2 separate regions of the Homo sapiens genome follow, and region 2 is linked to region 1. The links are chromatin loops, found by intact Hi-C in ENCODE. Cell type or tissue: B cell. All regions are shown on one strand. Each heading gives the region's core, and the rest is flanking DNA. Links, peaks and the distances in the headings are about the cores only. Region 1 overlaps AREL1 (apoptosis resistant E3 ubiquitin protein ligase 1). Region 2 overlaps YLPM1 (YLP motif containing 1).

Region 1 (5,383 bases), core at 82-5,081:
TGTAACTTCCCTGAGGACCAGAAATTTCACATCTAGGGTCAGATCGAATGGCATCCCGCTGAGGAAGTACCTAAGGCAGTTAAACTGCCAGTTTTGGTCCCACCAAGTCATCTAGTGCATCCTGTAAGATGCAGACAGATGCTTTTTGAGAGATCGTAGCAGATTTTTGAGATGATAGCTGTTGGGTCCCCAGCTAATTCAGCATAGGGTCCCAAGAGATGAGATACTTGTTTGGGAAGGAGGTTCAGTAGTTGTGATCCCAAATTTTGGCTCTTTATATTGTCTGTAATAGACCCTTTTGGGAGCACCTTCATCCACGTGACAATTCTAATGTTCCCAGTGTGGATTTCTTTTCTAGTAGGACTTTAGATAATCACTCTAAGTAGGATTTGTATGAAACTTTTGACGGTCATTCCTCAAATTACCTACTCTCTGTGGGTTCCACTGGGTATATTGTTATCAGAGGAACTAAGCAAGCACAATCAGATGTAAAAACACACCCTGAAAAAAAGTTGTTTTGGTCCCTCCCAGATCTGAGCCTAGAAATTTTTAGCTGTCTTGTCTCTACGTAATATTCTAGTGCTGATAAAAGGTGTTGGGTCAAGATAACATTGACAGCCTTAGTGTACGCTGACTTGAAAAGAAAGAGTGCATTCATGCATTGTAAAATAGCATATACAGCCTGTGCTAAGGTCAGACTCAGTGATAAGATATGAACGTTAGCATACATTGCATTTTTCCTTGGCAGTACTTTTATTGGTTCACATGATCAAATGAGTAATTAAGATTGAAGTCTTATTCTGGAAACAAGTTTAACAACAGTGAAAGTCTTCCCTCAGACTCCTACCTTGACAGGCATGACTGAGGATGAGAAGTACAGTCTCCTTTTGTTCCTCTCCTTGGTCTTTCTGCTGAGCTCATCTTCCAGAGGGCCCATTAGTTTGTCTGATTGGTAACAGCATAAATGACTTCACTTTCAGACCCACTGCTTATTATTGGGATGACCCAGAGTTCATTTTAATTACATAATGCCAACATGATGATAATGATACTTGCTTTAAAAAAAAAAAATCTACATTTTATATAGCTATTTCTACTTAGCTGAATTACTCCCAAAAGGCAAACATAAGGGGAAAGTGACTCCATTACCCTCTTTGCATGTGTTAATTAGCACCACTTTGCATGAGGGAGGGAAACTGTCTTGGGAACTATGGATCTAAGAAGATGAAAGCCATGTTACTGCATTTTGAAATTAGCAATAAAGCAAGTGGCTGTTTGTGGTATTCCTAGAGTGGTCAGTAGATTGGAAGTCTTTAAGGGGAATGATGCAGTCTCTTTGTTTCTCTGAAATATATTATACGGCACCTGTCAAGCTAGAAAGAGGATAGGAATAGTAAGGCTCTGGACTAGAGAGAGTTGTTTGGCTCACGCCATACACTCTTCTTTGTCTTACTCTGAGATAGCTATGAGGCAGAGTTGGAGACAAAAACTAAACAAGTTTTCTTTTAACAGCTGCAGCTGTGATCCTCGGCTGTCTGTTGGCATTGACGGGACCTGATGTTTTACGTTATTGGTACGTTATGGAAAGAGCTCTCTCTATTATATTTTTGTAAAGGTTGCTTGGGTCCTTTTTGCCTTTCTGCCTATTCTTTTCCCTTTGAAAATGGAGCTGAAAATATTTCTAGTCGTGCCAGAATGTACCTTCACAGAGTTGGCATTGGAATTCATTCATTTGGGTTTATTGAGCAATTATAGTCAATGCCAGACACTGTTTACTGTGGAGTCTAAAGTTGAATAAGACAAAAATCTGCCTTCAAGGAGTAGGCATTCATAACATAAAGGGGAACGGTCAAGGAGGAGAAAAGTTATACCAGATGAATGTGTAGGAGTTTGAAGGAGCCCAGAAAAGGGAACTGCTAACTCTGGTGGGGATTGGAGAAGACTTTTGCCAAGTACACAAGGGAGGGGAGGGCTCCCAAATAATGCATTCTTTAAGAAGGAAATGGTGGGAACCAAAGGCACATCCTTTTGACTGCTTCTGTGGGGTGCCCAGCAAGTGCAGGAAGGTAGGGAGCAGGGCGGACATTATATGCAGCTCATATAGAGCAAGAGTTTGCAAACTTTTTCTATAAAAGGCCAGAGAGTAAATATTTTTGGTTCCGAAGGCTCATTTCAATGACTCAACTCTGCCAGTGTAGTGCAAAAGTAGCCATAGACAATTTATAAATGATGGGTGTGGCTGTATCCCAATGGAACTTTATTTACCAAAATAGGCAGTGGGTGGGCTTTGGCCTGAGGACTGTAGTTACTGACCCCTGGTGTAGAAGTTCCTTTCTTATCTACAGAGGTAGTGCCCAGTGCAGTGTTTCTTTGGCAGTCTTACAGTCTCATCCTGACCTCCTTTAATTTTTGAGAAATGGCTGGCCTGTTGCATAATGAAAAGCTGTAATGTGTAACTGGCAGGCGGTTTGTGTGTTCTCTCTTTTGCATAGGTGGAATCACAGTGTCTGTGGTTGCATTCTTCTTCACAATTAAGTTCCTCTTTGAGCTTGCCGCACGTGTAGTCAGCTTCCTCCAGAATGAGGACCGCGAGCGCCGAGGGGACCGGACTATTTATGACTACGTGCGGGGAAATTACCTGGATCCCCGGTCTTGCAAAGTCTCCTGGGATTGGAAGGACCCCTATGAGGTGGGCCACAGCATGGCCTTCCGAGTGCATGTAAGGGAATGTTTCTGTCTCCATACCCATTGGGGTTTCTGAGTAACTTGCTTTCCAGAGCCCAGGTGCTGGCCTGGAATGTTAACATTTTCTCTTGTTTTTCAACTCCCTCCAGGAACTAGTGAATTGCTACTATCTGAAGAGTCACAAATTTCTCTGTCATTTTGATTTAATAGGTCCTTAGCTTTGAAGAAGTATAAAGCTTAATGTTACCTTTTCAAAATAAGAAAAATATTACAGAAAAGAGTAAGTATTATAGATAGGGGTTAGCAAATCAGGCCCACCTTCTGTTTCTTTAAATACATTTGTCTTGGAACACAGCCACACCCATTCATCATGTATTGACTATGGCTGTTTTCACACCTGAGTAGTTATGACAGTTGAGTAGTTGTGTACGGTCCACAAAGCCAAAATATTTACTCTCTGGCACTTTACAGAAAAAATTTCCCAACTCCTGCATTGACTTCTCCACTGTAGCATTAAGCTTGGCTTGAGAGTCTGAACCCCTCCTACCTTTGTCTGGTAACGCTTTAGTTCACTCATTGCCAGTGCTGCCGGCTAACTTACCTTTAAATTTGGGTTAGCATTGATAATATAAAGGGCTGGTAAGACCAAGGAGGCAGCATTGGTGGTTCAGAAGTGGCAAGTTAAAATGGACATTTTCTTGATTTAGTGGTAAATTCTACCCTTGTCCTCTGAACAAGTTAAGAATTTGCTCATGACTTAATGGTTTTCTTTAGAGTATTGAGGGGATTTGTTTCTCTCTGTGTTTTTGTGAGCAGGACTGTGAGGAACAGGGTAGGTACTGGGATTTACTGGTGTGGTCTCTGCCAGCTACTTCCTCTCTCCCCACTCACTCTACACAGGAAATGTTTTTTTCCTCTGCTTGCTAACAGGTGTCCTTCTTCTCCCCATGGCAGTTATTCTATAAGAACGGGCAGCCTTTCCCTGCACATCGGCCTGTGGGACTAAGAGTTCACATCTCTCATGTCGAGCTAGCAGTGGAAATTCCAGTGACCCAGGAAGTCCTTCAGGAGCCCAATTCCAACGTAGTAAAAGTGGCCTTCACTGTGCGCAAGGCTGGGCGTTATGAAATCACAGTGAAGCTTGGTGGATTAAATGTGGCATATAGTCCCTACTACAAAATTTTTCAACCTGGTAGGTTCTTTTTTCCTTTCTTTTTCCCTTTGTCTCCTTCCCTCTCTCTCTTTCCATCCTGTCTTTCCTTTTTAAAAATAATACCTTTATTGAGATTTAATTCCCATGCCATAAAATTCATCCTTTTAAAGTATACAGTTTAATGGTTCTTTAAATGCAGCCATCATCACAGTCGATTTTAGAGCATTTTCATCACCTCAAAAAGAAACCCCATACATGTTAGTAGTCACTTTTCCCCCAAATCCCCCAGACCTAGGCAGCCACTCATCTGCTGCCTCTGTGGATTTGCCTGCTGTGTTTGGCTGCTTTTGTCTTGCTGTAAAGAAATACCTGAGACTGGGTAATTTATAAAGAAAAGAGGTTTATTTGGCTCATGGTTCTGCAAGTTGTACAAAAAGCATAGCACCAGCATCTGCTTCTGGTGAGGCCTCGCGAAGCTTCCACTCATGGTGGAAGGCGAAGCGGGAGCAGGAGTGCCTAATGGTGAGAGAGGGAGCAAGAGAGAGAGAGAGGGAGGAGGTGCTGGGCTTTTCTAAACAAACAGATCTTGCATGAACTCAGAACAAGAGCTTATTCATTACCATGAGGAGGGGACCAAGCCATTCATGAGGGATCCTCCCCTATGACCCCATCACCTCCCACCAGGCCCCACCTCCAACACTGGGAATCACATTTCAACATGCGATTTGGAGGGTACAAATATCTAAACCAGATTCAGTCATGCTGTAGCGTGAATCTGTACTTCATTTCTTTTTATTGACAAATAATATTCTATTTTATGTACATGCCGTATTTTATTTATCCTTTCATCAGTTGGTGGTCGAATTGTTTCTACTTTTGGGTACTGTAAGCAACACTACTGTGAACATTTGTGTACAAGTTTTTGTGTTGACATGTTTTTATTACTCTGGGAGTAAAATTGCTGAGTCATTAGTTTGGTTAGTTCTTAAGGGCTAAGGGCTGTGGTATCCACAGAAATAATAGGACCTGGGGTCCCTGGGTAACTTTTGAAGTGAAACCGTACTGAGTGGGGCCTTAAGATTTGTGTATCTTTGCTTGACTAGTCCTTAATTTTCTTTCTCTGATAGCAGAGTAAGGCTCTGGACAAAGTGGCTCTCAAGCCGTCTCTCTTTCCATGTATCCTCTCCTTTGCTTAAGTGCCTCACTCAGATACTCCTTTTCATATGAATTATCATCACCCACCTCTTTGCCACCAGTGGAGAACAGCTCATACCCTTACATGTACCAGCCTTTTTAAAAAAATTAAACTTTTTATTTTTTGATAATTGTATATTCATATGCATTTGTAAGAAATAATGCAGAGATCTGGTGTACCCTTTTCCCAGTTTCCTGCAATGGTAACATTTTCCAAAACTACTAGTACAGTATAACAGCCAGGTTATTGACATTGATACAGTCAAGGTACAGAACATTTCCATCATCACAAGGATCCCTTATGTTGCCCTTTTACAGCCACACCTATCCCCCCCAACCTGTTTCTTTCTT
Region 2 (5,383 bases), core at 234-5,233, 110 kb before region 1:
TTACCTTATAAGCACTTAGAGCCACTAAATATAGTCTGATTTTTAAAAGATTGCTTTAGCAGAAAAATAGTGGACAGAGACAAAAAGTTTAAAGATCATCTTTACAATTTGGGTAAGTGAAGGTGATGCCTAGTCTAAGGCAGTGACTGATATGAGAATGTAGAGGAGGGGATAAAAGTGAGAGATGTAAAATAAGGTAGAATTGATAGGATTTTGTCACCAGTAGAAATAAAATGATAGTTGTAAGGGAAGAATTTAAGATGATTCCAAGGTTTCTGGCTTAGGTGACTGAGTAGTAGACAGTGATGCCTTTCATGACTTTTAATGAGTGCTAGGAGGCTTTTTCTTTCATTTCTTTGGGAAATCAATGAAGACTAATAAATTCAGTGTTGGCAAAATATTTATTTCCTATCCCTGTGACTTTAGGCTTTGTTGTTCTAAAAGTCTAGTTTCAAAGAGACGAACACATCCACTAGGGGACACAACAAATGATTCCACTAACCTGAAGTTGAGACCCCAACTTTACTCTGAAGTTCCAAATCAAGAGGCAATGGAGAGGGTTACTGTATTCACTGGGGATAACTGACCCTAACTTTCAAGAGGAATTTGAGTGACTATTGCACAATACAGGTGAAGTGAAGTGTGTCTGAAATGCAAGAGATCCTCTAGGACATCTCTTAGTATTTCCCATGTCCTGAGATTCAAGTCCACGGAAAATTGCAAAGGGTTTTGTAGAACTGCAAACAGCAGAAGTAATTCAGAAAGAACTGCTAATAGCCCATATCTTTCAAGAATGAAAGCCTGGGTCACCCCATGAGGCAAGGAATCCGAACTGGCTGAAGTACTTACTTAGAGCAAAGGGAATATGGAATGAGTAGTGGAAGAACATATATACCAGCTATGACCACATGACCATTGCAGAAATATGGACTACAATAGTTACAAATATTTCTTCCTTAATTTGATATATTTGTGTTTAAATATGTGTGTGTGTGTGTGTGTGTGTATTAACCAAATATTTTTTGGTTCATTAGTTTTCTTCCTTATTATCTAACATGTGTTAATAAGAGTTAACCTTATATTTCAGTATTTAAGTTACAGAACATGAAAGAGGGAGTGTGAATCAGGTGGAGAAGGATGAACTAATATTATCTTAAAGACAAAAAAAAAAGACTTTGTGTGCTTTTCTGGGGAAAGAGAATGTTTTTGGTTGTCCAGCAATAAATGTCTCATGTTAGGTGTGAAAATCTCCCTGTGACCCAACCTAATCAGAAACATATGGGAAAGACTGCCAGGCACGGTGGCTCACGCCTGTAATCCCAGCACTTTGGGACGCGGAGGCGAGTGGATCACTTGAGGTCAGGAGTTAGAGACCAGCCTGGCCAACATGGTGAAACCCTGTCTCTACTAATAGAAAACTTAAGCTGGGCATGGTGGCGTGTGCCTATAATCCCAGCTACTCGGAAGGCAGAGGTAGGAGAATCACTTGAACCCAAGAGGTGGAGAATGCAGTGAGCCTGAGGTGGTGCCACTGCACTCCAGCCTGGGTGACAAAGTGAGACTTTGTCTCAAAAAAAAAAGAGAGAGAAAGGGAATTTTGGGAAATGGAGTTTAGCTCAGCCAAGTTGACCTTTTACAAACCCATTGCAAGGAACTCAAAAATACACAAACCCATAATAAACAGAGAGAGGAGGTAATCAGAAGATGAAAATCTTGTTTGTACATTCTGAAAGACAAAGAACAAATATGAGTGGTAACTTACAGAGCAGGAAGAAACCAGTTTAGAGTACTGATGGCAGAAAGGGATAAAATCAAAAGAAGGCTGGCTTGCCCAGAGAACCTCAGAGAAGGTCAGGATTCTCAGACACTAGGGGGTGCTAGGGAAGGAAAGGAGTAAAACTTGGGGCTAAAAATACGTAAATCTATATTCGGAACCATCAACCAGCCTTTCCTTAGGCTGAATGTCTCTTAAATCCTTGAATTTGAGAGTCCCCTAGCAGTAGTAACAGTTCCTTACCCTATTCACATAAAGCAGAAACCTGACAGGTAACAAGCCCCTCTCATATACACAGAGCTCCCAATCAGTTTGTCAGTGTCTTCCATGCTTAAACATAAATGCACAGCCAAGGATTGCTAGATATTTGAGGAACACGTCCAAAATGAAAGAAAAACTAAAGATAAATAAATAGGATCTGAATTTGGAGAAAACAGAATGCAAAAAGCAGAAAAGAACTTTCAACTCAAATTGTTATCCTCAGAGAGATTCTTAAAGAGACTGCATCTATAAATCAAGAACAATGTGCTATTTATAAAAAAGATCAACGCCAGAAGAACCACAGAAAAAAAAATTTCCAATTCTCAAAATAAAAGATGCAATAAAGGACTAGAAGTTAAAGTATCTCAGGAAGTACAACAAAATGTAAGATAAAAGGCACAAAGATAATCAATCCAACAGATCCAAAATCCTACTAATGAAGAGTTCCAGAAACAGAAAACGAGAGAAAAAAAATGAATGAAGAAATAGCACAAAGAAATGTCCCAAAGTTAAGAGATTCCAATCTCTAGACAGAAAGGGGCCAGCATACTGACTACTCAGTACAATTAATAATAAAACTAAATAAGCAAACAAAAAACACTGAAATTTCAGAATACCAGAGATTTTTTAAGTTTGGGAGAGAGGAGGTCACCAAAACAGGAAAAGAATCAGAACAGTATAACACCTACACAATGTGATAGAACAAAATAGAACAATGATCCTAAAACCTTGAGGAATAATTATCTTCAACATCATATTTTATATCCAAATTAGCAAGTAAGTGTGAGATTAGAATAAAGACATTGTCAGATACAGGACGACTCAGAAAATTTACCCCTCACCCACACTTCCTTAGCAAGTTACTTGAGCATGCACTCCAGGAAATGGAGGTACTGAATGGTAACAGGAAGCCATGAGATTCGATAAACAGCAAATCACATTCCGGAGGGTCAGCAAGGGGAATGCTGTAGTTAACACCCATATGGCAGAGTGTTGAGGAAGAACGAAAACTTTATTTTTCAGGACAGTTAAATAAATATGTAATATCTAAAATGTGTAAGTGTTTAAGTAGTGAAAAGGGCAACATAATTATTTAGTGCTATGAAGATGGCGACCAAAAGAAACAGCTAAATAATTGAAAGAGGATGCCATTGGCAAAAACATTTGGAGGGCATGGAGCAGTGGGTGGCCATTTGGCCCAATTTTTTTAAACCATGCATATGAATCACTTTGATAAAAATGTAAACTGTATCTCTTTAAAGGGCACAGAGAGAGGATTAGCTCTCATCAGAAGGGCCGCTTCTCCTGAGACTACAAGATTATGAGCATGCTAAGTAAAGCTAAGGGTTAGAAGTGAGATGTTTTACTGGGCTTGATAGGTAAACTTGATTTCCTGTAAGGCAGGAAGCTAAATTATAAATATAATGCAAAATAAAAATGTTTGCTAAGATTGAGAAAGCAGCACTAGAGTAGATGGTCTATGCGAAGTAGTGAAGGCTTGGCAGAGCTATAATGGGCAAAGGCGAAAGAAGGTGACCAGAAACTTGTCAAAGTATATACATCACAATGCTAAGGATGGAGAGTATATATTTACAGAAGGAAAAAAAAGTATGCCGCTTTAGGGCTTGTGAAGGTGTGGTTCCTTTCTCGGAATTACACTTATTAATTTAAAGTGCCTCAATAATATATCAGATCATTAAAGTTGTATAAAATCATTTGCTATGTATTAAATGTAGCAATTATTTGTTCACATAAGTGATAAAAGAAGACTATCTTCCACAATGTACAAGAGTCCATGAGAGACCTTATTAACATGTTATCTAGTATTCTAATCAAATTCTAAATATGAGCAAAGTCCCTTCCTAACAAAATTGTGAATGCCTTGAGAATTTTATCCATGACTGACATTTTGGAAGAAGCAACTTTCACTGAACACATACTGATTGTCAGGTAATGAGCTGGTGCTAAAAAGAGAGTCATGCCTAACCTCAAGGAGTTCACTGTCCACAGGAAGAGTGAGACAATTAACTCAACAATTAGAACAGAATTTGATAAATATGGAACATGTTTGTCTTGCTAACCAAAGTATTCCCAATGTCTGATTTCATTAAATAATCCCAATCTGTAATTACTGAAGTGCTGCCCCAGGGCAGGAAAAATAGGAATAAATAAAGCAAAGAATGGCAAGAAGGGAATTCCAGACAAAGAAAAGAGCATGTGTAAAAGCCAGAAGAAAGGACAAAGGAAGTAGGAGGCATTAAAAGGTGTGCAGATAAGAGGACATGGCAGAAGGGTTGAAAGGGTAGGGTGCTTTGTTTTCAGACCAAATTGCTGATCAACAGCCAAGGCCCATCATTTTATTTTCATTCTGGGGGCCAGAAATTGTTGAAACCATTTGAAATACACTTTCAACACTACATATAAATGGCAAATATTTATCACTATTTGATTTTTTTTTGTCCTTTTCTGAGACAGGGTCTCACTCTGTCACCCAGGCTGGAATGAAGTGGCATGATCCTAGCTCACTGCAGCCTAGACTTCCTGGGTTCCAGTGATCCTCCCACCTCAGTCCCCCGAGTAGCTGGGACCACAGGTGCCTGCCACCATGCCTGGCTAATTTTTTATGTCACCAGGCTCGGATAATTTTTGTATTTTTGGTAGAGATGCGGATTCACCAAGTTGCCCAGGCTGGTCTCAAATTCCTGAGCTCAAGTAATCCACCTGCCTCAGCCTCCCACAGCGCTAGGATTACAGGCATGAGCCACTGCACCTGTCTATTACTGGACTTTCAAATTTTCAAAGTTCAAAGATGTTACAAAATGACAGACTCAAAACCGTTTTCATTTATAAAACTAGAGACCTTTTAAGGCTTTGTAACAAATATATCAAGAGATACTCATATTAAAAATCTGTATGAAAATAAGCCACCTTTAAATATAATGAAATACTATGACCCTTTTGACATATAAAAACATGTATTTAAAATATAGTAGAAACATTACATAAATTCACTAAATACAATCACATAAAAACGCATGCATTGTACCTTGGTAAGATAAAAAGAAAAATAAGCAAATATCTGGTTTTAAGTATTTAGAAAGTGTTTATTTGTATAGTTAAGTGTGTTATAAATCTCTTAAAAAACCCCTAAAACTAGGTATAAATACCTTAGAATTATAAAAATTTCAAAATTTGATATAAAACTCCAAAATGTAAAAACCTAAGAGGTATGATGCAGTTATACAAATACTTTTAAAGAAGGTATTTTATGTATTATACTATTTGCAGAAACATATTAAAATTAACAAACCATGGGAATTACAAGATACCAAATTTTGGAATTAAATT

What was found. A loop is a pair of places that touch in the nucleus more often than their neighbours do. Peaks named below come from ENCODE experiments on the same cell type or tissue, not always from the same donor. Only the 100,000 strongest peaks of a DNase experiment are listed, where the experiment ranks them.
Region 2: it touches region 1 in a loop (2.9-fold over the local background); 4 of 110 quality-filtered maps call a loop at or near these places.

Annotation. Positions count from the first base shown.
Region 1 is chr14:74,681,790-74,687,172 of GRCh38, reverse strand. AREL1 (apoptosis resistant E3 ubiquitin protein ligase 1) reads left to right here. Exons shown (of 20, transcript NM_001039479.2): 3 at 1,513-1,573; 4 at 2,493-2,719; 5 at 3,640-3,877. The coding sequence starts at 1,558. Among named protein-coding and RNA genes, the nearest start is that of AREL1, 29 kb to the left of the region's middle. In B cell, for the core only: no CTCF peak of the experiment used is centred there; a DNase peak (open chromatin) is centred at 2,542; H3K27ac peaks cover 506 bases.
Region 2 is chr14:74,790,388-74,795,770 of GRCh38, reverse strand. The region is part of intron 4 of YLPM1 (YLP motif containing 1); the gene reads right to left. Among named protein-coding and RNA genes, the nearest start is that of YLPM1, 30 kb to the right of the region's middle. In B cell, for the core only: no CTCF peak of the experiment used is centred there; a DNase peak (open chromatin) is centred at 2,930; H3K4me3 peaks cover 1,885 bases; H3K27ac peaks cover 2,371 bases.